Regions from separate parts of the Mus musculus genome. Here region 2 is linked to region 1. Evidence: chromatin loops called from intact Hi-C (ENCODE). Cell type or tissue: left cerebral cortex. All regions are shown on one strand. Each heading gives the region's core, and the rest is flanking DNA. Links, peaks and the distances in the headings are about the cores only. Region 1 overlaps Slc8a1 (solute carrier family 8 (sodium/calcium exchanger), member 1). Region 2 overlaps Slc8a1 (solute carrier family 8 (sodium/calcium exchanger), member 1).

What was found. Peaks named below come from ENCODE experiments on the same cell type or tissue, not always from the same donor. Only the 100,000 strongest peaks of a DNase experiment are listed, where the experiment ranks them.
Region 2: it touches region 1 in a loop (2.0-fold over the local background); 2 of 42 quality-filtered maps call a loop at or near these places.

The regions. Positions count from the first base shown.
Region 1 is chr17:81,574,774-81,591,054 of GRCm38, forward strand. The region is part of intron 2 of Slc8a1 (solute carrier family 8 (sodium/calcium exchanger), member 1); the gene reads right to left. Among named protein-coding and RNA genes, the nearest start is that of Slc8a1, 160 kb to the right of the region's middle. In left cerebral cortex, for the core only: no CTCF peak of the experiment used is centred there; no DNase peak of the experiment used is centred there; H3K27ac peaks cover 873 bases.
Region 2 is chr17:81,495,714-81,511,994 of GRCm38, forward strand. The region is part of intron 2 of Slc8a1 (solute carrier family 8 (sodium/calcium exchanger), member 1); the gene reads right to left. Among named protein-coding and RNA genes, the nearest start is that of Gm33944, 220 kb to the left of the region's middle. In left cerebral cortex, for the core only: no CTCF peak of the experiment used is centred there; DNase peaks (open chromatin) are centred at 7,214 and 7,651; H3K27ac peaks cover 392 bases.

The sequences.
Region 1 (16,281 bases), core at 3,144-11,143:
GTCTGGAAAACTAAAGAACAGGTGTATTTTAGAAACTTTTTTTCTGTGGGTTGATGGAATGAGGAAGATGGTCCACAAAGGAGTTGGGGAAATGAGACTATTAAAAAGCTCTTTAAATCCTTTTTTTTGTTCCTGTTTATGATTGGATATTTATAAAATATGAAATCCCCCAACACATAGAGCATTTCAGAGCTCAATTCATCAGTCTGGTCTGGGTCAATCTATTTCTTGTTATAAGTAGGGAAAGGACAAATCCATCCTGATAGTTAGCCTTAGAGGTCTTGATGGTAGGGAATGGACTAGGGGTTATTTCAGAGATTATGAGAGAAATTCTGTTTGTCTGTCCAACACTCACTTGCAAGCCTAAGACTCTGACTCCTGGACAAATGCAAACTCCCATGAGAGAGCAAACTTATGAGCTGTTGCCAGCTTGCAGTGAATTATTTTATGTGATCTTTATAGGGAAATGCCATTTGAAAGAGTGGTTAAATCCTGAGAGCAGAGAGGCATAGAGTGTAGTGTGAAGTTCTGGGGGGAGGCAGAGGTTTGCTTCCTACGAAGGAAGTAATTTTCTCTCTTTGTGTGTATGCACAAGCTTTGCTTGTGAGTCTCTGGTCCACTGATTGTTTCTTGTACTCAGACTCTCAACAGAGTGTAACAAGGTGATAGCTTCCTAAAACAGAGTAACTTACAGAATTTTCAAGTTTAGGTCCCAGTTTGAAAGAATAAATCAGCAAAAATAAGGATATCATGTTGTGTAATCTGCTTCCTTATTTTGTTCTCACTACTTTCTTTTTTTTTTTATCTTTTTTTAATGTTCTTTTTTTAATTGGGTATTTATTTCATTTACATTTCCAATGCTATCCCAAAAGTCCCCCACCCACCCACTCTCACTTCTTGGCCCTGTCGTTCCCCTGTGTTGAGGCATATAAAGTTTGCAGGACCAATGGGCCTCTCTTTCCACTGATGGCCGACTAGGCCATCTTCTGATTCATATGCAGCTAGAGTCACGAGCTCCTGGGGGGTACTGGTTAGTTCATATTGTTGTTCCACCTATAGTGTTGCAGACCCCTTTAGTTCCTTGGGTGCTTTCTCTAGCTCCTCCATTGGGGGCCGTGTGACCCATCCAATAGCTGACTGTGAGCATCCACTTCTGTGTTTGCTAGGCCCCGGCATAGTCTCACAAGAGACAGCTATATCACGGTCCTTTCAGCAAAATCTTGCTAGTGTATGCAATGGTGTCAGCGTTTGGAAGCTGATTATGGGATGGATCCCTAGATATGGCAGTCTCTAGATGGTCCATCCTTTCATCTCAGCTCCAAACTTTGTCTCTGCAACTCCTTCCATGGGTGTTTTGTTCCCAATTCTAAGAAGGGGCAAAGTGTCCACACTTTGGTCTTCGTTCTTCTTGAGTTTCTACTCACATCCACAACACATCACTCTGAGATTATTCTGGAGACAAAGTCTAAGAAAGGAGATGAAAGGGCTGAGGATTTTTGTCCATTATTCTATCAAATGGATAGGGGCTCTTTCTCTGACTGTCGACTTTTCAGGTCCTTGCCTGGCCTATCTTTTTGCAATGAAGGATATTTCCTTGTTAAAAGAGGCAAAAATATTTTAATGTTTTCAAAATACAAAACAAATTTTATAGCTTGGAGAGATCTTATAAGAGTCCAACACATAACACCATGCAGCTAAAATACCACTTATCTGGACATGAATTCTGGTTCTGGCTCTGGGATTGATTGGAATCGTGCCTCTGGGGAGGTTTCTTTAATATCGTCTAGTTTCTCGTTTCTATATGCAAAATGCAATCATTTGTCTTTAAGAGTACATCAAGGAGCATGAGCGCGATCTTTATGTGTGAAGGTGTTGTGGTTAACCCTGGTTTTACATACACTTCCTGTTGCTAACATGTCAAAGACATCAGTGATGTTGAATTAAAACCTGTCTCATGATCCCACTGGGAAAACATGTTGGTTTTGGATCTTGATTCACCTTTGAGTAAATCATTCTAAAAGTATGTAATTTATCTGCCTGAAGTATGCAAGCTGCTTATCACATTAGGAAAATTATTAAAACATTAGAGCAAGACAAAAATGTGGGTATTATTTACTTTTGTCATTATGTGGTGAGTTAGTCCGGTGTTATTTCATTATTTAGGGAAAGCATATTTTTGTTTATTTATTAGTCCTAAAGGCCCAAAGAGGTAGTGGTGTTCTGCATGACCGTTGAGAACTATATCTGATAAAGGTACACATAATTTTTGTCTAGTAGAAGAGATAACCCCAAAGGTTGTAGCCTGCTGCCCTGGATATATTAACCACACTGGTATCTAACAGAGCGATCTTACTTGAACATTTATGAAATGGCTAACCTATAAATATCCAGATGCTAAAATAGTCTTTAAACTGGCTTTATTACTGGTTTTTAACCAACAAATGAGTTCCATAAATTCTTGAACACATGCTCATTTTATGTGTGCAAGTCAGGCTTTAAGTTATTTTAATTAAACATTAGCAGTGATGGAGATATTTTGCTGTGGATGTGATGATTTTAGTACTCATTAGTAGATGGTAATACACATGCTGATATTAGGGGAGAAAGTTACAATGTGAATGGGATGATAGATTGATGGGCAGGTGGGAACACTGAATTTCTGGAGCTTTTAAATATAAATACTAAAACTTTGTTTTCTTTTATTCTCCTGGGGTCATGGTTGATGTGCTGGCTATAGTGACAAATAAATTAGATTATTTTCTTTAAAAATTATGTCTTAATTCCTTTTCTATGCTGTGTTAAGACACCATGATCAAGGCAAGCTATAGAAGAAAACACATAACGATGGGCTTTCAGTTTCAGAGAGTGAGTCTATCCCTGATGGCACAGCAAAGGCCACGCCTCCTAATCCTTCCCAAACAGTTCTACTGACTGGGACCAAACATTCAAATGTATGAGCCCATGAGGGCCGTCCTCTTTCATCCTCATCCTCAGCACGCACAGATCCTTCTGATGGCATCAGCGCTATGTAGCCCTGAGGTCTCACAGAAAGAAATTAAACATCCACTGCCATCGATTTTAACCCTTTACACCTCAAATGGTGGGAACTGGATGTTGGTCATTAGCATGCTAGTGCATATGTGAACAAAACTGAGCTACAAAGATTTATATAGCAATGGAACTAATCATTTACCATATACATCTGGGGAAATGTATTCATAGAGAACATCACCTTGTACAATAAAGAATGGTAGCTACATTCCAAACGTATCCCAAAAATTGATGGATGAGCTTGAAGTTCCTGGATCTCATTAATTTTGAGCAATAGGAAGATAGTGTGCTAAGTCAAGACAGTTTCCAAGGAAAATGTCTTACTAAAGCCTTAGAAAAGACAGTGAGGTAGAAGGGGTCAGCAGAGAGCATAGCTTCCAAAACATATTCTACTATAGTTATTTAGAATATTGAGATATTAGCCACAGAAGACCTTGGTCAAGTTCCATCTGCTGGAATGATTTGAAGAAATAGACTCTGCTGATTCTGCCTGCTTTTTGTCTGGGAAGTTGGGGACTTTTATTTTTAAGTGTCACGGAATAAATCTGTGTCCGTGTCTGTTAGGAAAAATATACTGGAGCAATTCAGTCCTTTTATTCAATCTTCTCCCTGCCTCTAAAACTACAAATAAAGGTGTGTGTTTGTGTGGTGGGGGGAACCAGACCACGCCAGGTGTGCACCATAAAACAAGAAAGTGTGGTTTGCCTCTAAGAAGTTTCACATTTTAGCAAGACACCCTGACCCAGTTCATTTCTATGTAACCTGTTCTCGAGAACAAAGCCAGAGAGAGAGAAGCACGGCCGAGAAGCATCTGTTGAGAGTAAGCAGTGCTGTCACAGCTCTTAAACGTCTTGAGAAAGGCAGAGTCTGAAAACTTCAGGCCTTCCTCTTGGTCTCAGTCCGGTTAGTGACTCCCAACGTATACACATTAAAAATGGGGAGGTCAGGGCATCCAGGAGCCCCTTAATCACAACTGGCCTGAGGTCACATGCTCTTGGGGACAAAATTTCCAGGCTGATGCAAAGGTTTCTACTCTCAACTCCTAAACCAAATACTTAGCCTGGTGATAACCAGGTAAGACTACTACAGGATACTCATTTCCTAATCAGGGATAAATTGGACTCGGGTCAAGACAGTTCAACTGCTGTGAACTCTGGGTGCCTTCTTCAGAATTCTGTGTGTTTCACAAAGAGAAAGGATGCTCCAAGCCACAGTTTATAACTTGTCCAGTCTGTCTCAGCTAGGTTTGGGATGCCAAGGGTCCTTCATTTGTGCCTTTCCAATCCTCTTTTTTCTCCCAGTGTCAAGAAATTCTTTGGCAGGTATGCAGCACTCGCTGGTATTTAGATGCGACAGAGAAAGCAGCAGCTGTTTCAAATTCATGCCTCCTCTGGACTCAGTAAATAAAATAAAAAGTATGAATCCTTTATGTTAGGTACCAATTTTCCTCCTCTTGAGTGAAAGCAGGCCATATCCCTGCTCATGCATGGTTAGCTAGGACCAGTACTATATACTCATCATCCCAGAACTCAGGAGCCCAAAGCAAGCCTGTAAGTTCAAGGCCAGCATGAGTCTAGACCCTGTCTCCAACAAATAGTAAGCACAAACCAAGCAGGACAAAACTGAATGTAACCCAGTAAAAATGAACATGATTAGGAAATATTAAAGGCACTTCAAAAATTATATTTCCATTAATCTGCAAAAGAACTAAGAGTGAGAGGAGGGGCTGTATTTTATCCCTTAAGTATTAGAAGAACATTGGAAAGATTCTTGTGACTAAAAGAGTTCAAGGAGAATGTGAAAGGAAAAAAAAATCCATTTTTTTGTGAACATAAAAGATGTTACCTTTCAATTCCAACAAAGGTCTCTAGTTACATATGTCAGCAAATGAAAGACAGAATATAATCTGTACTCAAAATCTTAGTTTATAGGGTTTTTTTTTAATGCTTTTTCAAAATCATTAGTTGTTTTGTGGTCCATCAGCAGTGTTCGTCAGAGCTGGAAAAAAACTGGTTTAAACACCCATGTCAGTTATTCCTCGGACAGCCTGACTCTGTATGTCTACATCTGGGGTTGTTAGCTCTACTTCCTGCAAAAAAGGAAGCTGCTGACAGCTCGGGCCAAGATGGCTAAGTCTTTGCTTCCTAAAACTTTCTTTCTGAAACTAGGCCATAGTGGATAATTTCATAGCATACTACAATAAGACGTACTTGGTTTCAGAGCAGACTCACATCACCAGTAACTTGTTAGACATGCCAGGACTGCAGCTCAGACTAAGCTGTCTTAGGATCCTTAAAGGCGTGTGAGGTTCAACCCTGAGTGTTGGCAGCCCAGTGCTGGATGGTCTCGGAGCCGTTTCTCCTCAGCTGCAGCTGCCTGGACAGTTATTTTGACACTTCCTGGGACAAGAGCAAGCTTGAGTCAATGCTTCGTTCCATTCCAGGGGAGACCTTGCTCTAATGGAATGTACATGCCTGGCCTTTTAAATACAGTCCCCCAGATGGAATGCAAGACACAGGAAGGCAGAGAGGGAAAAAAGTCAAGGTGCCAAACATAGAAGAATGACCTGCGCGGCTAAACTGTTTTGTCTGTACCCTGCCCTAAGGCACCAACACTTACTGAGAATAAACGAAGGGAAGAGAAAGATAGGCCCACAGCTCACCCATCTTTAGAGTTTGGAATAGTTTAAAATTGAGTAATAATCCTGAAAGTATTTGCAACTAGTGTCTGTCCAGCCTGCTAAGTTTCAGTCTGACTTTGGTTCCCCTGAGTAATCAGCCCACATATAAGCAAGTTAGGGATGAAAAAAAAAAAAAAAACCCAATCCTTTCATTTTCTGTTTCCCACATCTCCTTGTGTGCGTACATCCAAGTGCAGCCCACAGGAGGAGGATGTCTGTAGAGTCGATGGAGTTAGACAGCATTCTGCAGAGAACACTGGGTTGCTTGGGTTTAGATTCTGCCTCCACGAGGTCTCAGCTATTTGAAAGAGCAACTTAACATTTACTGGACTGATTCATGCATTTTTTTCATAATTAGGTTTTGTGTGTGTGTGTTGAAACCTGTTACAAACCTTGTATACTTTGTGAACAAGAAACTCTGATCTCATAGGCTTTCTGGAGGAAGACAAGAACAATAAGCAGAAGTGAAGTGTGTGTGTGTGTGTGTGTGTGTGTGTGTGTGTGTGAGAGAGAGAGAGAGAGAGAGAGAGAGAGAGAGAGAGAGAAAGAGAGAGAGAGAGAGGGAGAGAGAGAGAGATGGAGATGGAGACACACACAAAGAAAGTGTGAGGTGTGTAGGGGGAGCATAAACAGAACAGACAACAGATGCAAAGGTTCTGAAGGCGAAGTGATTTGAGGCTGTCCTAGCACCATGGAGTCCTGGATGGCTCTGATAATAAAGGAGGAAGAGAGTGAAGGAACAGCTTACAGCTGTAACCCAGACGTTCATCACCTGTAGGCCATAGCACTTTATCCTGTGTAAGAAGCATGACAGAAATCTACTGGAGTTGTTCAAGGGGAACAGTGTGAGGATCTTGCTTAGAGGCTCATTCCAGGGGCTGGGTGAAATTCACAATGAAGGCTACATGAGGAAGTTTCATTGCATTCAACATGAGAACATGGGAACAAGATTCTGGAGTTAGGGCAAGCTGATTTGGAAAGGGAAGGGCGAACAGCCACTTGCTAAGAGAGAGAGTTATGTAAGATTGATAGATTTGGGACCCAAGAAATCACATGAATGGTGATGATGGCAACCAAAACCAGAAGCCTTGACAGAAGCTCGAGGTTGGGGAAAGGGTTATAGATCAAGTTGCTTTAGATAAGGCAGCATTTGATACACCTCCTTCTTAAGCCTTGGTGTAGACACCTCGTGGGATACTTAGAGTCAATGATGGAGATAATGCATGGCACTTCATAAAGTAACAGGAAGTCTGTGGGTGTAAACGCTGTAGCAGCAGGTATGTAAGTGTCAACACACATAGATGAATGATCTTGAATGTCAACCGAGATTTATCAGGAAGGGACAAGATCGATGAAGAATGGTGAGACTCTGAAGAAAGTATGTTAGAAAGGGAAGCAGGGGAGCGGGAGCAGAGGGATATGAGGAGGAAGAAGGAGGAGGAATCAGAGGAACAGAAAGAGGAGGAGGAAGAGGAGGAGAAGGAGGAGCAGAACGGGAATATGGTCAAAGTACATGGTATCAACTTGATCAAAATTTTCATACAGAACTCATCCTTCTATATATTGGCTTTACACCAAGAACAAGAATAGTATTACGATATAAACTCTGTAACAAGTTATTTGCAGCAAAACAGTATAACAACTCGCCTTAAACTAAGTAAAGGGTTGCACCTTGGCTCCTTCAATGTACAAGTTTAATTATAAAAGAAAGAATCTATTAGACGCACACATGCCATCTTCACCCCACTTCAGAGCCTGTGCCTATATGTCATGGCAAATAGGACAGTCACAGCCTAGAGAACCACCGCACGCATGCAATGCCAGCTCTACCCTTGGCTGTATATATCTCAAAAGTTTCCATACCTGTAAAATAAACATAAGCCCAGCTTCACTGAGTTTGTTCCAAAGGGTCAATACGAATATGATTTAGTTTTAATGATAGAAAAAATTTCCTTTCACTTAGGTATATAACACTGATTAGGTGGTTTTTGTCCCTATGTGTATAAGTGAATTTGGCATGTGGTGTGTGTTTGTGTGTGTGTGTGTGTGTGTGTGTGTGTGCGCACACACATGTGCGCACCACAGAAGGAAAGCAGTGGCCCATTCTATCACTCTTTGCCTGATCTCTCTCTCTCTCTCTCTCTCTCTCTCTCTCTCACACACACACACACACACACACACACACACACACACACACACACAGAGAGGTGATGTAATACTCTGACACAGGCCACAGAAGGAAAGCAGTGGCCCATTCTATCACTCTTTGCCTGATACCTTTGAGACAAAGCCTCTCACTGAATCCAGAGGTAGGTAGGCTGGCTTCTGACCCCATCTCCCACAGTGCTGGGGTACAGGTGTATGCAGCTATACTCTATTTCTCTTTATTACAGGTTCCTGGGTCTGTTCTTAGGTCTTCATGATCTTGCAGCAAATATTCTCAGCCACTGAGCATCTCCCTAGCCCTAGCCTACCTTCCATGATGGTCCAAATTAATAAGACAAACAAAAGAGATCAAACACTTTTAAACCTATGGATATTAATGTGATTGTTCTTTAAAAGGACAAGTTTATTGATTCCCAAAGCAGGGGCTTCAGCTTACTTTTATTGTCTGTTAGATGATTATACTTTGTATTTGCAGACAAGATTAAATAAGCATGACAGTTGTCTTCCAGTGGTGTTCATCTACAGTGCTCTTATTATTTATAAACCTCAGCCCTGACAGAAAATCGGTATCTCCTATGAAGAGAAAGCGATTGGTGCTTTCATATGGCATCTTCAGTCTTTGGAACACAAACCAGTGATATTATATATTACAACTGAAGACATCCAGTTTCAGGTGTATTCAGTGTTCAGACAAGATTAGGACAATTCAGTATCTATGAGTGTCAACACACCTATGTGATAAACTTGGGTTGGAATCAAGGTCACCAATGCCAAATCGATAGGTTCTCACCCTCAAGCCAACTCTACATGGACAGTAAAGGCATGGGGGCAGGGGCCAGAGATGCACAACACTTGATCACTTGGTGAAATGATTACCTAGCATGCATGGGTTTCCCATTCACTCAAGCATCAAGTGGATGGAATGTGGTAGTACTCACTTGTATTCACAGCACACAAGAGGTAGAATAGGGGAAATCAGACATTCAAATTAATATTTATCTATAAAGGTATTTCAGGAAATCCTAGAATACATAAGACCCCCCCCTTATTTTCTGACGGAAAAGAAAGGAAGGAAGGAAGGAAGGAAGGAAGGAAGGAAGGAAGAAAAAACATGGAAAAAGTGAAACAAAACAATGGGTTCACAAATTCTTATCATGTATGAAATTATCCTGAGATTTATACAATGAATTTGACAACGTAATTTAAGATTGAAAGGTCTGTTGTATATGGTCTAATGTGGGTAATTTACCTAACAAGTAAGCCAGTGGTGCCTTGGGTCTGTAGAGCTATGTACTTTCTTGCTTTCTTGAGGATCTGATGGACCTGCATCTATCCTCCACAGAATGAACACAAACCATAAACCACATAAAATCTAAAAGAGCTCTGGGAATGGCACAGCCAGCTTGCCAGTTTTTGACAGCATTGTATTCTATAGAATAGGTGAAGGCAGAGTTTGTGATAGTGTTGAAATACAGAGATGGAGACAGAAGAGATTAAAGAGTGGGAAGAGACGTTCGAGCTCACAACTGTCATCAGAGAGACACAAGGTCTCCTGCTCTTTCTTCTTAGCTACTCCTGACTTGTCTGGCTTTCTCTTCCCACTTCAGCTAGGTTCTCTGTAGAGTAGGAGTGATTTAGCATCTACTGCCAGGAGCAGAGGTCATGGGATGAGGTAGACAAACTCGGTATTATGAGGACTGACAAGGTCAATTCATGAAATATGCTTAGAACAGAGCCCAGGATAGAAGACACTTTAAAGCGAGTTATTTACCAGCAACCAGCATGGCCTACTTAGAAAGCTCTTTCTGTGACAGTAGTCCAAAATGCCACTAAAAAAGTAAACCAAATTCCAAAAGAAAAACATGTCTTTAATGTTAGGATTACATAATTCCCCCAATTTTAGAGAATAATTTGTAAATCAAAATAGTTTGAAGTCATAAAACAAAACCTAACACCTACCTCTGAGCACACAGCTGTTGTTTCCCTGAGGAAAATCTTAATAGCGTTATCATTATTAAAGTTGAAAAAAATAACTCCTCAGAACATTGAAAATGTTCAACTAGAATTTGGGTCCCTATTCTGGACCATAGAGTTTTCTTTGACTCATAAAATGGCTATCTTTTTGCTATGTTTTTATTCCTTCCTCACTAGAATGTTTGCACCTATGCATTCCATGTATCATATTTGTATGAGTCTTTTGAAAATATGTTTCATCTCAACAACCTCAAGTTCTTTAAAACCATATTGTGAATTATGCCATGGTATGTCTCTCTTTTCATTAATCATGTTTACAAATGCTACACAAGGCTCTAGTCCCCTATACAAGCAAGCAAGAAGACAAAAGGGATTTTATGCCATGGCTGTAGTATCATTCCATGTTAGCATCTAGTATGACATTCATTCATCTGCTTATGATTTTAAATTATGTTACAAGAATTTACTAGTGTCGTACAAGCCCTCATTTTTTTGAGTAACCATAATTAGCCAGACATGGCCCGTGACTAAGTTCTCTCCTAGCCATCAGGGTGGTCCAGGAAGATGTCACTTCTCTTTTCGTTTTCCAGATGATGAGATTAAGGTATCAAGAGCTTGTGTGACATGTCAGAGGGCATAGGCAACTATGTGGGAGAACAGAAGAGCAATACTGTGTGAACCTCACAGCCAAGTCCTTATCCCATTGTACATAAGGCCAAATACTCAACATTATCCCAGCTTTTATCAAGGACAGTAAGAACATTTAGACAAGCTCATGTTAGAGCATTATAACCAGATTTTAGTCAGGGAATGGGACTTCCCATTATGCTGTATATCTTTATAACATTCATGTACCCATGATTCAAGTCAGGGACGGTGCCTTACCTACGCGAGGCAGAGAATAAAAGTGACTTTTTCCTTCCAGGAGAGTAAACACTTCAACACCCACTGAGTAAATGAATATGAAAAACAAATAACATAGGATCCTCATCTTCTCCTCTCCCTCCTTTTCCAAATTCGTTATTCAGAGATACTGTAGGGGATGGAGAATGTGAAAGATGATGTATGTGATGGGAAATCCTTAGACAGAACAAACCTGTCCCAGGTGCCTTACTGCATGGCTTTCTTACTTTCTGGGCTGCCTAGGACTTTTCTTGAGATGACTTTAGTATCTTCAAGTTCAAATATAGGATCTATTATTAGCAGTGTGTGAGATTAGAGTAAATAGATCTACCCCAAAATAGTGCCTTCGACAAAAAGCTGGGAAAAAATCTACAGTCGTCCAGTTTCTATGGGGACAGACCTAAAGGCCACAAACAATTCTCTGCATACTCTAGACCCTGTGCCCTTCTCATAAAAAAAAGGCATCAGGAATGAGGAACACTGATTGAAACAGTGAAGATCTCAGATTGAGGTCTGTGGGTTAGCTTGCCTGAGTACTTGAGGTTGTAGGTATCATTAGAAGAAGAAAATTCAAACAAAAATTGAAGAAAGGCTTTTCCTACAACAAGAAGCCAACTGCCTTTTATACCATTCTCCATACCATAGATTCAAATCAATGGGTTTCATGCAGCCTACCTCATGCTGTGTAAAACAGAACACATAGGTGTTGATAAATTAACCAGGACTAATTCAAGGGACACACAGAATTTAGATTTAGCATTAGGGAAACGCGAAGGTGTATAGCACACACACACACAGAGCTTAAGTCAACCTACCTAATAACAGTTGCATGTGGCTGTGTTACAGGTTAGTCCATTAGAAATGGGAGAATAAACACCTGTTTCTACCTGTTTCTAAGTTTGTTTTGTTTTGTTTTGTTTTGTTTTGTTTTGTTTTGTAAACTCTTATAAGGACATCTCAGGGAAGAAAGCTGTAGATGTGCTGGGGTTGGTTACCAGTGCACAGCATGAACACTACAACCCAAGGACACTCCTTAACAAATTAAAGTCAGTGAAGCTGAAGGCAACAACATTCCGCAGAGCTCGCCTGAAGTAATCTACTGATGGATACGGGGGTCTCATGTTCCAGGATCTCAACGGGCACTGCCATGCTTTCCCAGGTGCCTCTGTCCACCAGGAATGGGGTTCCTTCTGTGACACAGCCAGGGGACGGTTGCGTTCCCTTTCTATAGTCTTTGGGAATTCCAAGAAGCCCGTGAGTCATCGGAGCTCATTACCAAAAATGGGTGTGGAATTTAATTTCCTAGAGATTATAAAGAATATAGCACACATTTTGTTCTCCAAAGCTCTGGATATAATTTTGGCTATGAGCAGAGAATGAGTCAAATGACCTTTTAAGGTAACTTCCATGTATATTTAGGACTTAAGTTTCCAAGATTTGGCCTACTCAGCACTTTTGAAAAGTATTTTAATTGGACAAACGTGGTTCCCACCCCCCGCCCCCTTCAAACAATCTGGCTGCTGTAAGAGCCTGTGGAGCATTGCTTTAAGTTAACATAATTCAAGTTATGAAAATATTAAAATTTAAGCCTGTTAGATATAGGTGCTCTGGTACCTATTTCTAGTTACAGATACAGTTTTATTCAATGACAGCTTTCCAAGTCTTTGTGGTTTCTCTGAGCTGTAGGTGAGAAACCAGGGAGGGTATTAAAAGTAGGGAGGGTATAAAGCCCTCTGGAGGAAAGGCCACACCTTGGCCTCTGCCTTCTCCAAGAGGTGGATGTCTCAAGTCCATGTTTTAGCATTAGATGTCTACTCTACTCTTTTATCAACTGTAACTTTTAGTCATTAACTATGAAGTTATGTATAGGAGAGGAGAATAAACAGTTCTTGGTAGTGGGATTTATATCTATATCATCTATGTATCCTATCTATCTATCTATCTATCAATCAATCATTCATCATCTATATATCTGTCTGTCTGTCTCTTAGCTTGAAAATTTCCTTCCCCAAATATGTGCTTACTACCACATAGGTTGTCATAGAATGTAGAGAGAAGCCAAGCCGTGTCTTGACAACTACGGAGAAAAGCAGAGAAACAAACGTTCCTTCTCGGCCCACGCTGCAGGTGGCCACAGGTCTGTCTGACACCCAGCTTCATCATCTGGCCTCATCTGGAATCCCTTTCGCTTCTTCACAGGCTTTTCAAGGCCTGTTGATTTTTCATTAAGGAAAGTGGCTCTAATCTATTATTAAACAGCTTTCACCTCCACACCCTCCCCTCAAGCCTCATTATAACATCACTAACATCCAGGAGGCCAATATCTTAGTATTACCAATAGAAAAAACATTTCTTTGTGCTGTAAATTGTGAGAAGAATCCCCAGCTGTGGTAAACTGCAGGCAGGTTGCAACTCTAGACCTGAGAATCAACTAAAGAAGTACAGTTCACATGTGCTCTATCTCTTAATATTACCCCCCTGCCTTTCTGCTTGCTCCCCATAGATCTCTGTTGAACAGCTCCTTCAACACATCTCTGGAGCTGTTGCTGCATCCCTCTCCTAGTCTACTACTTGCTGATGATGGTAAATGCTATAGCACAGGTACAAGGATGCTGCCTTTGCGCCCTCTAATAAATGAACCACCTTTGGAGGTCAGAGGGATGTCATGAAGAGAGGAGTAATCATCTCACTACCCTTAAATCCCTTCCTGACTCAGAGAAGAAAAGTGGTAGACCTTTAATAAGCATTTCCTGTTATTGACAAGCTGCCCAGCTTGGAAGTGGTTGAATAACTGAGAACAACACAGCTGCATAACCTTCTATACAAGTCATTTCATTCTTGTGCAAGTGTTTTTATAGGTCAGAGCCTCAGAAATGGAGTTGCTAGGTCAAGAGATAAACACATCTGTGATTCTGTTAAACATTTCTAGGTCTCCCTTCCAAACGGTTATACTGCTGTGTGCCTCCTTAGAAAAGCATGAAGATCCTATTATTCTACCATCTCCTCAGCAGATTGCATTATCAAACCGGTGAATGTTTATCACTCGGGTTAGTGAGAGCGTCTCTCACCACATCATGAACTGACATTATTTTGAATGAAGTAGTTGTATGTTTGGGAGCTATGTGTATCCTCCCTTAAATTCCTGCACTTGACCCAAGGCATTCTGTAATCCAAAACTCCATGTCCCTTTCTTTAAAGTAGACCCTACCAGTATCCCACAGTGGTGCTTACACATGCTCTGGGACTAAGGGTAGATATGGCATAGGTGTTAAAGGAGAAAAAAATCCCCGGAATGCTTCGAGCTTCTCACATCAGTTTTTGGTTACTGCTTTGGCAGAAGCCGGATGGAAGTGTGAGGCGACTGTGGGACAGGAGGAGGAGGAACTGGTTGTTGTATCAATTTACATCTCCTGCTGCTTGGGGATGTTTTATACATGGCTTAACTTTTATTCATCCTAAAGGTAGTACTAATAGTTTTGGAAACCCCATGAAACTTAAACAATCGTAGAAGTTGGAAAGAGAGAATTTCGTAAAGAGGTAGGAAGTATGATTACCTCGGACCTTTGTATAGAATATTTGGGGCTTCAGCAGCATACACCATCATTCAAATTGTGCCTGAGAACATTTCTAGAAAATATTAAGATTGAGCAAATATGGCATAGAGAACAGGGATGAAGAGGTCTTTAAGAGTGTTACCTAAAATAAAATATAGACTTCTTGATAAAAGTTTTCTGTTCACAACTGCACATGCACACAAAAGCCTGGACTAGGTAAAGGTGAATAAGACGTAGTGTTGCAGGTTCTCTCAAGTGCTTCATTGTAGGAAAGAGCTCATGGAAGGCTTCCGCTATAATTTGGCTACAGAATCTCCTCCCCTCATCCCCTTCCTTGTCCTCCCCCTGATGACAGTCCAGCTCACGATCAGAAGGATGGAAGGCAACACTTGTGTGATGCCATAAGCAACAACCTTAAGACAACCAGAGAACCTTCCTTAAACATCATTCTGATCTTGACATCAATCCCATTCTTCCTATAGGCAAATGTATGACCTCCCACTATGGCTGTGGGCATCCTGGTTTCTGTACTGCTTGCCTCAGGAGTCAGGTTCCAGCAGGAGCCAGAATCCAGCTAATTTGTGATGTATGTCAACAATGAGCATCTATGGCCTGCTCTAGGCCATCACTTAAGTGTCACCACAAACTCCACTAGTGGTCCCCAGTAGATCTGTTTCTTTGGTATTTGCTTTTACCTCCTTTTGGTATTGTTCGCTGTTCAACAGCAGTATATTCTCTAAGCTATCAGTGCTGCTAAATTATTAACATTTCATTGAGTTCTACGGAGCCACGGAGTGGCATCTGTTAGAAAAGCCTGGTGCTTTCCTTTGCCCTTTGGCTGTTTTTGTCGTAAACATGTATTGAGCCTGCACTATGCCAGATTCTTTGCTGAGTGCCTAGGGACACAGTCCCTGATAGCTCACATGCTGACTTTTTTGAACGCTCTCATTCTTCCCACTGTGTGCAGTTGAGATGGCTCCTCTCCCAGGAATCTATAAGTGAGCTTTACCCCACTTCAGTCTGGACTGTGCATTCTTCTACGGATATCTAACACGACACTCAACTCTACTGCTCAAATACACCCTGTGATCTTTAGAACAAGGTCTCCAGGACTTTAATCTGATCTCAGCATCTATTGCAGCGACTGTCACATCAATGGGACTCAGGTTTATGAGCCAGTGACTGATTAGATCAAAGGAGAAACCAATCTTGTTCGTATCAAATGCAGCTCAGATTTTCTAAGTTACTTGCATACCTCAAAGGCATATGTAATACCCCAAAGTGAACGAATATCCCTAAATATTTTCAGCTACTGAGACACTTACAAATGTATCTTTCAAAGATAAGCTGGATGCTGTTAAAAGAAACAGAAGTTGCTTTCCAAATTAGACATTACTCAGTAGAGGGTAAGGTGTGTACAGGTCAAGCCAGGGGGAAACACAGCCGGAGAGAGCAGTGCTTTCTTCTGGACCCGCTTCCTTTTCCAGCATCTACATCCTTGTTAATGTCAAGAGAGAGCAGAGTGAGACAAGGGTGGTTACCATTCTGGTAAATTGTAGAGACACAGAACCTTCCGTCTTCCGAAGTCTCACCCATACAAAACAACAACAAGGCACATGCTACGCCGTCTCTCCTTCTCACTAGCCATCTTGTTCTACTGTAAACGGGGGCATGCAGCACATCTTCAGGCCATAATTACAACAGAGCACACTCAATCAGCTAGCCAAGTCTTCAGAACAGAGCAACAGGAGAGCTCATGACCGTGGGTCTGCTGAACATGAGGCCTATGAGAAAGAGCTCCTGTTTCCCCAAAACAAGCCACATGCAAGGTATCTATCTCTGATAGCCACGTGTCTTTGAAATGCCATTTTAACAGTTGTACAAGTTCTTCAGAGAAATAACCCATGCTTAGTGAAAAGTGTTTATCATATTAATAGTGAGCATATCTCAATG
Region 2 (16,281 bases), core at 2,856-10,855, 79 kb before region 1:
CTAATAGTTTCTCCTGAAACTTACACAGCAATAATGACTTCGCTGTTTATAAAGCATACAACATCATATTAAAAGTTTTACGTATATGCAATAAAAATTATTTTTTAAGAGGATATGTTAGAATTTTCTGTGGGCAGGGTGCCTAGGTGTATAATTTAGCAGACCTATAACTTGTATTTTATTTATTCTCCCTCTCTTTCTCTGTCTTCCCTCTCTCTCTCTCTCTCTCTCTCTCTGTGTGTGTGTGTGTGCGCTTGTCTGTCTGTCTGCCTGTGGACACCTGCGTGTCATGGTGCATTCTGTAGAGGTCAGAGGACAATTTGTGGGAGTCAGAGATTGGTCTCTGCTTCCACCATGTGGAGACTGTGGATCGAATACAGGTCTTCAGACTTGAGGGCAAGTACTTTGACCAACTGAACCCTATCACCAGCTTATCAGACATGAAGTGTGACCAGATAAAACTTCACATGGTCTGGTTTTAATGTATGTATTTGCTTGCTTCTGCCTTACAACCACTATTGATAATCCAGATTCACTTGAAAAATTTACTTTAGTGAAAAGTAACCAAACCAAGGGAGACACATTTGTATTAATATTTTTCATTTGTTTTCATATTGTGTATAAAGCCAGTTCTTTAAAACTGCAATTACTCCTTCCATGGGGTATATACAGGCCTCTAATGGTATAGTTTGTGACAGACACAATGTTTTAAAACCATGTGAGATATTGTGCTCAGTTTCTGACTACAGCAATGTCTCATATAACTATATTATTTGTTAGAAACTTGTCAAATGCTTTCTAAATATTAACCCATTGTATTCCTCAAAGTCCACTTCACAGATGAGGGAATTGACCATAGCAGAGCTCAAGGGATGTCCACAGTTTCACATCCTGGGGACGTTCCAGGTCTGTATCAGTTTCTTATGATTTTAATCATTTAATTAGCTTTAAGTGTTACTTTTGCTAGGTCAGTCTTAGCCTGAATTTTAAGTTGGATGTGTCTAAGCTCAAAAGAAAACATGTCAGGCCTGTGGAGTTGGCTCTGAGGCTAAGAGCACTTACTGCTTTCACAGAAGGCCAGAATGTAGTTGCCAGCACACATACTGGGCAGCCACCCGTGTGATTCTGGATCCTGGGGAATCTGGATCCCTCCTCTGGTCTCCACAGGCACCTGCACATATTTACTCACACACATATATGAGTGTGCACATGCACAGATAGAGGCACATACACAAAATGAAATATTTTAAAAGAAAATAGCATATATTCATAATTATGGGTGGTTATGGACACACTTGATAATCATCTATCTATACAGATCCTACTTTAGAAATACATCCCTTGGATTAGGAAGTTAGCTGGTAATTTTCTTCACTGGCTTGGTCCTGGGTTAAAATCCTAGCCATATATATATATATATATATATATATATATATATATATATATATATATATATACACATATACATATACGCATACGCATACACATACACATACATATACTGACAGACAAACAGACAGATAGGCAGGCAGACAGACAGTGGTTCCTTCATAAGGGGAACTACATACCTACGCTGGAACTCTGGCCCCTGTTAACTAATACTTGCTCTTACTGAATTACCCAGAGCTCACTCACTTACCTTGCAGCCATAGCTATATGGAGCAATTACATTGGCCTTCTAGGGGTTTTCTTCATTCACTGTAACTACTTTTTTTTTCAATTAGTTCCCAAGAGAGTTCCTTTAAGTTCCTTCCTGAGTTTTCAGCAGAGCTTCAGATGACAGGGGTTCAGCTGGCTGACTCTGGTCAGTCTCCTGAGGAGCCAGTCTGCCAGGGACTGTGTTTCCACTTCTGACCTTTTTCTTGGGAAAAGCATTGGTCCTTCATTTGACCCAAGGTAGATGGGAAGAAAGGTTGCTTTCACCCTAAGGATGCTCACAGAGATGATCTGAATTCTTGGATAAGTTTGAAAATCTTGCCTATTGTTTACGAATTTGTGCTATGATTCCTTAGGGAACACTTTTTTTCATTGTATTTAATTATGTCATATAAAATTATTATGGTCTAATGTGACTACGGTTATACAAACAGGATCTTATTGCCAGTGTGTAACTATGTATACTCTAACAAATTTATACTCTAACACATTTCTGAGGAGTCGGAGGATTTAAGGGTAAAGCAGGGGAGAATTTTCTGCAACCACCTCAGATTCTTCAATCTTTCCCCCATATACTTTGAAAAGTAGTAATGGAACAACAAGGGGTAGCCATGGTGGAGGGGAGCACAGCACAGCACAGCACAGTTCTCCAGAGGACTCCAGAGGACTCCAGAGGGCTGCTCTAGGAGAGTTCAGTCATGGTCCTAGGCAGCAGGGAGCTGGTAAGTTAAATCAACTCCTAACCATGTTAGGAATTTAAGCCCTGGTAAACTTTGCAAACACAGAGCATTGGCTTTCTGCCACTAGGAAAGGAGTGGCAACTACCCTGGAGGGGATAGGCCACAGAGCTATTCAAGGTGAAGGCAAGGAGCTAGCCTGGGCATGTCAAGTTCCTGACCAATCAGATTCCTAGTTATGCCAAATTCAGATATATTTTTCTCAGTTTGCCATTTCGCTAAGAATTTCTGAATCTAAAAATGCAGAGGAGCTCTCTGGTCTAAGCAATTTTAAAATATGACAACGGTGTGTGTGTGTGTGTGTGTGTGTGTGTGTGTGTGTGTGTGTTTGTGTGTGTGTGTGTGTGTGTGTGTGTGTGTGTGTGTAGGGTTGAGTCTGATATAGTTTATCTAAACAAACTCCCCCTCATAACAGAGCACCAGATGGTGCCACAAAAAATGAGAAAAAGAGGCTGAGGGCATTTAAGTCACATGCTACATTGTCTGTGTTGGCCTGCAAATTGATGCATACATTTCAGTCATTTTTAAGCCTATAGCTTTGTTTTATTTACTTTTTGTTGTTAGTACATTAAACCTAAGTGCTAATAAATATCTCTTACATATTTTTCACGTATGATTCTAATAAAATGAAGAAGTAATTTACAAGAGAACAGGAATTCCTGGCAGTTCTGGGGTGGGGGTAGGTGTGGGGGAGGGGCACCAAATGCATAGATGTTGGATGACTTCTTGAAGGTCTTACAGGTAATTAACATTACAGTAATTAGAATGCAGATTCTCTGAATCTGCTATTATCTGAAATAGATTTGTAGGGAAAGGAATATGTATTTCAGCTATGCTTAGTTCCCATTGAAATGGTAAAATAACAGCACGCTAAATAATGACCCTAAAATTATTTATACTCACAGGAAGTGAGTCAAAAGTTTCATTCTACTGTTGTTGGAGGACTAGGGGTCATGACCTCTAGGGAGGGGTCATGACCTCTAGGGAGGGGTCATGACCTCTAGGGAGGTGGTTTGGCACTCTCTCTTTCTCTCTCTCAAAGTTTCATTCTAAGGAATAAGTAAACATTTTAAAATCTCCAACAGTGCTAAGACACACCGAAGAACCTGTACGCTTTCCGGTGTGGATAACAAAGTTCTAACTTTATATGAAATCGATCTCTGAGCTTTCCTATTGCTAAAAGCTGAACGCAGACTTTCAATCTTTTAAGAGGTCATCAGGTCAAGGATGATATATCTGACCTAGTTACAGGGAACCTGGAGAGCTCCCTTGCCCTTCCGCCCGTGAAGGTAGAGACGTGAGATCTCTCCAGATGCAAACCAGTTGGAGCCTTGACCTTGGACTTCATGGCCTCCAGAAGAGTAAGAAGTGTATCTCTGTGTTTAAACACCAGACAATTATGGTCCCTTACTGGATGGATAATGAATGCACTAACATACATATTGGGGTGGTGTGTAGAAAACAAGTTTTTTTTTTTTTTTTTTTGATTCTAGGTTTGTGTATTCTCTTCTCTTTTGAATGGTATTTGGTCCGGATAAAACTAGATTTCCATGCATATGCAAATTAAGATGGTAGTGTCAAGCCAGAAGACTGAGGGTAGGTGGCTAATGATGGCTGAGATCTAGTTCTTGTTGTCAGAATATTAGCTGAACAAATACACAAATCAGATATGTCTATCTATTGCTGTTTCACTTCCACAACAGTGGGGGAAACAGAGCTTTTATTTCTAGACCATTCAGTGAGAGCAGGATGATCTGGAGATGAAAGTCTACCTGCTGCCATACCCCTGAAGTGCATCCTGGGAAACAAACAGGATGAAGAGGAGCATCCGCAAACTCAGCTGTTCTGAAGCAGTTTTGGTTACTACCAGTTTTTAAAAATTAATTAGTTAATAATGTTTTATTTTTTAATGATGTTAAAAGCAGCCAACTTTTAAAGAATACAGCAAGAAAAAAATACAATAATAATGAGCAGTGAAAGCTAGAAGTTGAGATTCATACTACTGCACTGAAAATTGTGCCAGATCAAGAATAAAAACATTTTTAAAGGGCTGGGTATTGTACCCCAAATTTCCTTATTAGAAATATCTGTCCCAGCTATATACTGAAAAACAGGATTTTGATTTTTGATATACAAAGGACTTGATTGTCATGATCTGCTACTAAATAAACTTCTGGCCAACTCCAAACACCATTGGTATGGTTCCTATCTCTCTATGACCCACATTTTCCTATGGATGGGTTGAATGTCTGTGGTTTGCAAGGGCAGAAGATAGGACATTTTGGACATGAACTTGGGCTCCACTGAGCTGTAAAAGTATATGTATATGCAAAAGAGGGCCTATGGCTCTTCAGTAGGTCCACTGACTGAGTTGTGGAACTCAAAGATGTCAGGCTGCATTCCTCTGCCTCTGCCTCTAGCCTCAGCTCTCTCCTACCATTACATGAAGACATCAGACATGAGAACACGCACAGATCTCTCTGACCTACTCTACTAGGGGGAAGAGTTAAGCATACACAGCTACAGTCAAAAGAAAATGTTTTTAGTCACTAATCAGTTTTGAAGGTGATTTTGAAAGAATGCCCTAAAGTCTGGTGTGAATGTGCCTCCCTCTCTATTCAAAATTAAAAAAGAAAAAGAAAAAAGCTGCTGCAGAAATAACTCACTGTGTGAGGTGGATAAGCTTCAGACAAAGGGAAAAACCAAACCTGCTAGTCAGAGATATTAAAAAAAAATGTCAACTTCTACCTTATGTTGCCAAGGAGACTGTGTAAATAGACTTAAACAAAGAGAAGTGGCTGGCTGGCAACAGCGCTAATGTGGAAAAGCTCTTCATTGTTGTGTGACATGCTTCTTTTCAAAAGAGTAGGAAGAGGTGGCAGGCAGAAAGGGAGGGAAACAAGAATTGGGGTCCCTTTTCCACTCCCCCAAATGGAACAGTGAGAGATGTCTGACAGTGTAGACCTCTTGGTAAATCAATGAATAACAGAGCCTGCAAGCCTAGTGCATTGTCCCCTGATTGTCTTTGCTTAAGATGGAAGTCCCTGTACTCAGATTGGCTAAATGAGGAAGCTTCGCAGGGAATCTTTTCATTAGACATTTTGCCAGATTGCGTGGTGCTTCCTGGACTGAATAGTGCCTGGAAGAGAGAGGAGGGGCAAAGAGGTGAGCCCTGGCCTGGAGGAAGTCATTCTCAGTAAGAGGGATTTCATTCCCTTAAATTATTATTATTATTATTCCTAACACAGTGTCATGTTCAAGAATGGCGATTTCTCCTTCGCTATTTACTACACTCCATGCCTATGGTTGAGACAAACACAGTGAAATTTCAAGTAACCCTGAGTCCTCAGGATGTTCACACTGTATGATATACAAAAATGCTTTTTTAAAAGTTTGATGAGAGTTCCTGGTTTTATACTACCATATATCCACATCATTATAAATGTGTAAAATTGTTGCGCTAATAAAAACTAGTTCATGGGAATTAATAGTGCACACAGTACGATTTTTTCTTTTTTTAATCTTAATGTAAGTGAGAAGATTTATGTGATGTGAACTTATTGTTTATTAATGTGCATCCCATTTCGGATCTTTGACTCTCAGTTTATTCCTCTGTTGAGTTTGGAGTGGTTATGCTGGACAAAGCTCAGATGTTAAACAGTCTGTTCTAAGTTTATTCTTTGTTGCTGGTCATCCACGCCCACCCCTCCACCCCAAAACAGCAAAATGCCATTTTGAATGTCTCTTTTCAGATCTTTCATTGTAGAAGTGCTTGCTTTAAAAGGAGACAACGTTATGTTACAAATCTGTTTATGTCTCCTTGGCTTCTTTCCATCACATGGAAGGTAAATGGGAGAATTGGTAGTTGGCCATTTAAAGAAAATCAGTGCTTTTAGTAGCTAAATTATCAGTAGATGGACAAATAGAAACAAGATTGGGGTCTTAAGTCATTTCCCTACATTTTAGGTTCAAAACACAGCATCAGGAAGCAACCAAAACACTCAGTGCTCAAAGCTGGCATATTGAATTAATAACATATCCTCTTTCTATTGAACCACTCCCAACCTTAGTTGTTAAACAGGCTTCTTTTTTTCTTGTAGGCTGTTATAATCCTGCATGAACTCTGGAACACACTATCTACTCTCAGAAATGGCTTCAAATTTACAGCCTTTTATTACAAATTTCCTTTCAGAAGGTTGTCATTTTGGGTTTACATGTTTCCCAATGCAAGGTAATGGAATCCTGACACTGTCTAGTCAGCCCGAATAACTGATAAATAGCCAGGTCCTTCAAACTCTCTAGATATGAACTCTGAATTCTTATTCAGTCACTAGACTAGCAAGTGTGTTATGACAATGTCGACATCTTCCTTTGAGGATTCAACATGTGTAGTTGTAATTTTATGTACATTAATGAGGAAGCAATTACAGCGAAGAACAGATATTGAGACCGCATTTAATCATAAGAATAGTATAGGAGAAAGCCCAGACATCCACCGTCTATGCCTTTTATCTTGTATCTTTCCAACTTTTCTGTTTCCTTTTAAGTTCCCCTCTTCCCTGTCCTTTTCTTTTCTCTCCTTTCTTTGTCTATAAAGGACGGGACTTTTTCTTAGGTTCCTCTTGTCTGCAGCTGAGCTTAAAGTAAGAATTCCTTCCTTCTGGTTGTTGGTCAACATCTGCAAATGTGACAGAGTTTCAGCATGATAAACAAGAAGGCATTTGAATTAAGCCTACTCAACCCCCCCCCCAACTCTATGGTGGAAATGATTATTGCCCCACCATCTGCCTGCTCACAGGCTGGGAGTGGGCAGAGAACCAGCTGGAGGCGCAGCCCAGGGCAGGCAGGCATCCAGAGCTCAGCATCCTAGAAGCTCTTTATGTCCCTCCAGTCATGTACATTCGCAGGGGAAATGTTTTCATTTTGTGTTCTATAAAAGGAAAAAGTCCCGAGATAAAGCATGGGAGTGGGGGAGGGCATGTGATATAGGAAAGGTATTCTAAACTCCACAAGGCTTCATTACAACGCTTGGGTGGGGGTGGTGGTGGTGGGGGGTGATGGGTATAGGGCAAAGCATTCTGGGCACTGCTCTTTTACAATCACGGGACCTTGGTTCTGTAACTCTTTTCTTCTGAGTTTGGTTTTCCCATTTGTAAAGTTGAATACGGGTGTCTACCCTAAGAATTCTAGGATTCTTATATAAAACCTGTGCAGAATTAACAGAAGAGTTAACAGAAGAAGGAAGGGTGAGTGTGGGTGCCTCCTTTGCTTTGCATGGTCAGAGCAGGATGTCTTTGCATCTTCACACCATGTCTGTGAGGCGTGATTTAGGCCAAGGAAACACATGGTATGGATTCTCCATTGATGTGTCTGCTCAAAGGATGGAGGTAGAGATTACAACACGCTCTTCTGGGTACCATCTTCCTGTCCTCGTGTGTACAGAACCAAAATCAGGGTCACTGCACAATAATTTCAGTTTGTGAGCTAGAAGAACATCACTGAGCAGTCCTGGGAAGTGCCCCTGAAGCTGTGTTGGAAGTCAAAAACAAACAACAAACAACAAAACAAACAGCAGAAGCCAAAGTAACTGCCAGTAGTAAGGTGACATTATCTACATGAAAAACCATCTTCTTTATCCTTCTAAGTTACTTCAAATATCAAAAGGCATACAGCACTTAGTTTTAACTCTTAAGTGATAATCTAATGACTCTTGTTCCTCTATGCCCAAACTGGATGTTATGCAACACACTTCAGATTGTGGAAGAAGACAGGATGGGTACGGAATATAGTTATTTTTCAAAGTAACTGCTTACCTTCTTAATATGTTTTAAAACTGAGGGTCACTGACCAAGGCCATAGCATATGCCTGTGACAGCATATGACAAAAGTTCCAGGGTGAGTGCAAATGACCTTTATATCTTCGGTTGTTTCACCTTCAACACCTAGTAGCATATTGGGGTATGTGATATGTGTGTGTGTGTGTGTGTGCTTATGTGTTTCATTTTTGCGTTTCATGTCACTCAGCACTTCCTGATACCTGGTCGGGCAGTCTGGCATAGAGGTCTGCAGAAGAGCCTAAAATCCTACCCTGAGACTCTGAGTTGGGCTTTCTCCAGAACACTTTGAGGCCAAAGGCATATCCTGTATCCACAGGGGTGAGGATGCTAGGACTATTCATCCAATCTGCCACTTGAGAAAGCCTTTTGCTGTCTCTGGCAGCCTCTCTCTCAATGTAGCTTATGAGGATGGGGTGGGTGGAAAAGAATTCTATGGACAAATTCACAACAGCAGGTGAGTCCATCAGCAAGCCCAGTCTGGAGTCTCTTCATTATAACCTTCCCAAAATTTAGGTCTAAAGTCATTAAGACAAAGAAGAAGAATGAAATAGTCAGAATCTAAATACACAGCCTGCTAACATCTTCAGCTGATCACAAGATGAAAATTAAATTAGCTACAGATTCTAAAAAGGACATACTTGTTTTGTTTTAAATGGGCTTTGCCTTACTCTGGTATAACCCGAAACACTACAGCATACCCATGAATTTCAATAAAACTGTATAGCTTTGCTACAGGGATGTCTCTTTTAAGCAAGTTCTCAGCCTTCAACTCACGATAAGCTGGTGATGTTTGGCCCACTATGCCGCACTCTCTTGCTGTCAGATACTGGTAGTAAATGAGATGGGCTCAGTCACAGGAGACTTCAGAAATGACGCTGAAATGTTGCTGAATCAGCAAGAGTTATGGAGAGGAGCCTCCCAACCCACCATCCTTTCTCTGAATGCTTATCTGGCTCACTTTAGGGCAGCCTAGTTTGTGGTAGGATCATCATCAGGAAATCCCAGAGAGATAACCCGATTACCAAGATAGCCACTGTTCCGAAAGCATATTACTTCATGGCAGTACCTCCTGCAGCAACCTGATCTTTGCTAGAGTTAAACAGGACAATTAATTCTCAATCTTTACAATGCAAGGTGATTATATAAATAAAAGGCTTTCCGATCCATACCCACAAGGAGAGTGAAACCAGAGTGCCAGTGGACTTGATGAATCTTTTTTTTTTTCTTTTCCTTTTCAGACCCAACATTCCCCACCAGATTTTTATTCCTTTGTTTTGCTGTCTGGTAGGGTGGCAGATCTACAACCCCACATGAATACAGGACTCCAAGGCTAATTCAGCATTTTCCATAGCACAGATAGGTGATGGTGGTCAACTCTAATCCAACAGCACAGCCCGGGCCAAGCAGAACAGGATGGGAAAGACCACGCCCACTCTGACATTGCTCTCCAGCAACTGACTAGCGTGGGGGAATACCAACAATAATTAGGCAAACAGATTGCCATACAATTGTGGGAAAAGCTGTCAAACATTTTGTGTTATTATCCCATGCACAGGCTCTGTGGTTTATCATCGTAAGGAAAGCACAGTAAAAGGAAAATCTCTAAACAGTGACATTTTGTTCAAATTACAACCCTCGGCATCTCTGACTGCCTGCACACTGGCATCTCCAATGTTGGATGTAGCATTCAGCAATTTGTTCCCTCATTGAGAGGCATGTCTGGGATGGGTTCTAGCCACTTTTGCCAGCTTCTGTGTGCTTAAGTACAGGAGCACATTGCCTCTCAAAACACAAGGAGCCAAATTCCTTTTCCGGATTACCAGCCTCATGATGGTTGAAAATATGATCTTTTGCACTAAATTTTACTTACTATCTTTTCTTCCCTCTGTATTCAAGACACATTATTGACGTATATTTTAGGAACTCATCTTTTCAGTATAAAGTTAAATTCCTGATGATATGCTGAGATAGTTGTAATTGAATTAACAAGAATAAGAAATAGAAATAAACATTCCCCCACTCTTTCTTTAGTGTCTGGTGCAGTTTTAGTGGACTCTCAGAAATTGAGAGTACTACAAAGGGACATTTTTAAGTGGTGAGGGGAGAAAAGCCTATAGGTAATTTCTAAGTAGGTGTGGGGTGACAGGGATTAACACCGAAGATCAGTCAATGAGCAACCTTTTTTTCTGAATGAGAGAATTGGGCCTCGGGCATTCACAGCAGAAGTTCTGAGTTGCAATTCTTACAATACCCTTCAAGGCAGCCCTCTCACCGAAAATACCTGACTGCTTGAAGATCTCAGATTGGGGTCTTCATGGTTTTCGTTAACCTGACATAAGGAGTCCCACAGCAGAGAGAGACTCTCCTCTATATGAGCCTTGATGAATATCCCTTCCTTTCCACTGCACCCTCAGGAGCTTCCCTGCCCATTGGTTCCCCTCCTTCTCATCTTTACACGCACAGCAGAACCCTTCTGTATTAGGCGTCTCTGTTGTCTGGGTTCAGATGATGTCACTCATGTAGCAAATCTTTATGTGTTCTTTATTTTTTAAAAGTAGTTTTGTTTTTTTTTTAAATTTTGAAAACAGCTAATAGTCCTTCTATCCAAAATTTGGGAATTAATTTTGGCTAGTATATAGAGGAATTGTGCCTAATGTCCCCATCAACATCTGTCTCCCTCTGTTACTCTTTCCTAAGGTATTGAATAACCACGTCTTGTCTCATGTTGGTTACCCAAGCATTCTCACCACGTTTAGTCACATTGGGTAGTGCGTAGAATGCTTTCTAGCTATATCCCCTACAAAACTATATATGTTCAAGGTTTGATTCCCCAAAACATCAACAGTGGATCTAATTAATTTGTATTACATCGTTAATGCCATATATTTGAACAATCATTGCAACCCAACCCAACCAGCTTTGCTTGTGTTTGTACATTAACAGTGGCCCATTTCCTTAATCCAGGACTCTGAATAGAATCTACTTGATTTCTTCTCTATTCTTTAAAAAAAAATCCTTATGGATAAATGTTAATTTAACTCTGTCAAGCTATCTCTCTAGGATAAACTAGAACACAGACCTGGTAAGGAATATCCAGAGAACAATGTATTTACTATAAACCTTTATGTACCCTAGACTAAACAACTGAAAAGTCTATAGCTTATGGAAGGTAGGCCTCTTCTACCTACATGGGTCATTTTTAATCCTTCTAAAACCAACTTTTAGCAATATTGGTTTTGCTTGTTTTCTTTTTGCTTGCTTTGTTTTGCTTTTGTCCCATGAGTTTTCAACCCACTCTAAGTTTCAACCATAAAGACCAGAATCAGTGAGTATTGTTTGAAACTTTTTTTTAAAAATCTTAGCCAAGTTGACATGTACATCGAAGTTATAGCCACAGTCACTATAGAGGACTTAAGGCAAAGTTAAGTTCATGGACCCAAGAAGATTCACTGCACTTGGGATTTTTTTCAACAGGATTTGTAACTTATTCAACTGATCACTGTCAGATCACACACACACACACACACACACACACACACACACACACACCATAGACATAAATGGAAAGAAAGTGGAACTATGTAAAGTAGTTAAGGTTTGGATGTAGTTTGCTGAAGAGACGAGAATGAGGAGAGGAATAATTCCTTGAAGTCTGTCTTAAAATCTAAATATGCTGCCCGCATGAAGCAAGCAATGGACGTGGGTCATGGATGGCCTGCGTTTTGGGAAATCTCGACTGTAAGGGACTTCTGTATTGAGAAATGCAGCAGACATTCTATCACAGTAAATGGAAAGGCAGTCTGGGGGAGGGGGATGCTTGCTGGATGTATAGACACCAACTACCCACAATCCCCTGTGGAGTTGCTTCTCAAGGAAGCTGAGCTGTAAACATTCTGTACCCATAGAATAACAGATTGTTCTTGCAGAAGCAATCGTTTTCCAGGTCCTTTCAGATGCTAGATATTGGTTCTTTTCCCACTTGGTTGAAAAAGGTTTCTCATCCATACTAAGCATGGACATCAATCTAACGGAACATATTAGAAAGTGCTCACCTGGGAATTTGCTAGAGCTGCACCAGGATTGAAATATTTATCGGGTGATAGGCGGTTTAGGTGCTTTTAATCCCAACTTATCACTTGGCTGATTTGGTCCCTTCTTCTCAGAAATTTTGGCAATGTAAGTTCCAGACAGAAGATACCGTCTGAACAACAGGCAGTTCTGGAAGGAAGAGCCCATGGCCCATTGGGTGTGAATGTGCACATTCATGCGCAGGTGAAGGATATAAAGAAGAACATGGGAGTGGGCACTGAGTAACCATGCAATCCTGTCTTTGCACTGCAGCTTTAAATCAGAACAAACACCTTTCTTTCCAAGTCCTCTTGGTTAAGACAGAAAGAAAAGAATGAAAAGGATGGAAAGGGGGGGTTAGCAAATAGTATGTGAAGGCAATTGCTTTACCACAAATTTATAGTTGACAACTTTGCAAATATCCTTTGTGATGCTTCTGTTTGATGACTGCTCCACAGGCAAACCTTACGTTTCATGAAGGTAGACAATACTTCTCTGTTAAGTACTGTGGCCCCACCAGTTACCAGTTACAGCTCTTCGTATAATTTAGATGAAGTAGCTTATCTCATTTAAATAAGTACTTTCCATCTTCAGGTTTCCATTGATCCTTTTATGTAGGCATTGTGAAGACCAATGCTAGTGGTGGATTAAGGATCATCAACTGATAAATATGGTCTTTGATCTATTGGAAATGCTGACAACCTTTTTCTTGAAAATCAAAGAAGTGAAGCCCTAACGTTTCTAGCAGTTGTTTTTAAAATCTATTTGTCAACGAACCATTTTGAGTTACAATATAGAGACATCAGCTTTATTTTTATAGAAACAAACACAATGGCATCCATTGTTCATTGGCCTCAACTCCTATCTTAGGGACTGCTCTTGATTCATGGTGAACAGGGGACATGGCTCAGGGAACTTCACTTTCAAATATGAACATATAAACATCGTTTAGAGTCTTAATGATCTAAAGAGCAGCATCAAAAGCAGAAGGCTGTGGCGTCAATGGCAATCAGCAGCGTGACTGAAGTTCTTACACTATGATTCTCAAGCTACTCCCTAAGAAAGTCACTTTACCTTTCTAGATTCCATGTTATTTATAAAATAACTAAAGTGTGTTATGAGCACAAAATAAAAGAAGGCAGTGCATCATCTGCACCTTGAGTGACATGTAAAAGAGGATCTGACCGAGCTGCAGTAGAAGCCACTGTTAGCCAGCATGGACCATGCTTTCCAAGGCCATTAATCACAACACCCCTTAAAAGTGAGCAGGATTATTTTGCAGGTAGGAAAATGGAAGTGGAGCAGGGTGGATGGTGACTTTCAGCATGCATGGATACAGAGCAGGATAATACTTCACTTTCCCTGGGGTTGGATGCCAGCATGTGACTTGTTTTGTTAAATGACACATGGATGAGGAAGGTTTAGAGTATTTCAGGATGGATCTTTTAAAGCCATCTTTTCTTTCCTGGACTACCACAAACACTGATGTTTCAGACGGATGATATCGTCCAGTAACCTGTCCTGGAGAATAGACGAAATACAGCAGAGCCCTCTGCACACGATGATGGATGTCCAACAATCCATGATTTCTCTGAGCTCCTGGGGATATTACAGTTGCTTTTGCCGAAGAACAGCTTAACCTTTCCTTATTTTCCAGAATGAAAAACTGTGAAGTCTTAGTATTCAAACCCAGGTCTTACAATATTGAAGAGAATGCTTTTGTACGACCTTCCAAATATCCTCACTGGCTATTAGAAATGAAATCCACCTGGCCGCATCCCTTTCTTTAGGAGAAGGTTGACTTCCCTTTCACTCTTTTTTTTTTTTTTTTGAGGAGATGGATTGGCTCTTTTTTTTGAGGAGATGGATTGGCTCCTGGTAAACATCAGCACCTTTATTTATTTTTTTCCTTTTTTTATTACATATTTTCTTCAATTACATTTCCAATGCTATCCCAAAAGTCTCCCACACACCCCCCCACCCACCCACCCATTCCCATTTTTTGGCCCTGGCGTTCCCCTGTACTGGGGCATATAAAGTTTGCCTGACCAATGGGCCTCTCTTTCCAGTGATGGCCGACTAGTTCATCTTTTGATACATATGCAGCTAGAGTCAAGAGCTCTGGGGTACTGGTTAGTTCATAATGTTGTTCCACCGATAGGGTTGCAGATCTCTTTAGCTCCTTGGATACTTTCTCTAGCTCCTCCATTGGGGGCCCTGTGATCCATCCAATAGTTGACTGTGAGCATCCACTTCTGTGTTTGCTAGGCCCCTTTCACTCTTATTCTTGGCTTGAGAGACATAGAAGTATTCACTGAGCAAAGGCTGAAGGAAAGTAATGAAAATGTTGGTGAGAGGCAGTAGATAAGAGGACTGATGGAAAGGTCCTGCTAGTTTTAAAGAAAGTCTTTATTTCCTACAGCTTCAGGACCTGGAGTCTACATGGGATTGAGGCTCTGAAGCTACAAAATCACTTTTAAAATTATTTATGTGATGTTCTTTGGGACCAAAGGCAGTAATTTATTTTCTACATGGCACTCAGGGCTGTTGCTTAGGTAGCAAGAAAAGATTAATTTTTATTTACAGCAGGACTTGCCTTGTGCATGACCGGAAAAAAAAAGACTGGTAAGCATGACATTTCTTTGTTGATGGAAGTTGTAGCCCTACCCTTGACCTAACAGAATCCAATGGCGTGCTAGGAAATGGGCATTGTGAAAATATTCTAGGGCAAAATGTACCTAATCTATTCAGTTTCAGCACTTTTCCTCAAAGGGCCCAATTAATTTCCCAAGAGTCTCAATTCTATTAAATAAATTATTACCACCACATTCATCAATGAGAAGAGGAAGCATTTAGAATGCAATGCCCATGACTTCATTTGTTTCCCCAGAAGTTTGAGTTGTAAGCATTTCCGGAAGTTGGTATGCATGGTTTGCTTCCGTACATTAAAATAACTCTTCACTTAAAACATTGGTAGGAAGAGGGCTTTTCTAGCCATTGTGTGCAGGGATATTTTTTTTTCTCTCCAAGTTGTAGAACTGCCCTCTCAAGCTTCCTACCCTTGTATTTGTTAGCCTGAACAAAATATGTCCAACTGCATCTAGGGGCCAACTCCACATAAGTTAGGGTATTCAGCAACATCAACCTCAATCTCTAGCACCAGACCCACAGTAAATCGACAACAAGAGGCCACTCCGCACATGCTTTGATCACAAAGGTTGGAGTAAAGACCTAAAGCATAAAGGAGAAATAGGGGAATCTATTCTAGGACCACTGAAATGAGGTCTGCTCACTGCTGGACACTGCAGGCTCACCTGGCCTTGCAGCGTGCGGCACAATGATGTCCTGAGTTTTGTCTTCTACCATTTTCTAGGGCAAACTTTCCCAAGGGACAAGCTAGTAGGGCAATGCTGGCCACTTCCCAATTCTGCACTATAAACCACTCATGGATTCGTGTGTGTATTGTATGACATCTTTGTCCTTGGATCACTGCACGCTTTCTCCTTCCCAGGCTAATGATACTGCTTTGACTGCAGGCTGATGCTTATGGATCCGTGTTTCTCGTGTCACTGAGCAGAAAGGAATCTCTCAAGTGAGCTGTGAATGGAATTGGTGCTCTGCTTCTGCCCTCACCAACTTGGGTAGTTTAATGGGCAAGGCTATCATTAAACGACTTAACTGGCAAGATAAACGATAAGATGTCTGGTCAGTCTATCTGTTTAGACCCTTAGAAAAGGAGCTTTCTATCCTGTTTGTATATGCATTTTGTTACTTATTAGAAACTTTGTAAAGCCCAGTTTGCTGGGGAAAATGGTTGGCAAAGGTTCAAGTAGAATAGGGGGAACAGAACACACACAAAAAAAAATAAAACAAAACAAACAAACAAGCAAAAACCTCAGTATTTTTGTATTACCTTTAATAGTGAAATATTTTTGCTAACTGCAGTATGAAACAAGAAAATTAAACAAAAAGGGGCTTTGTCA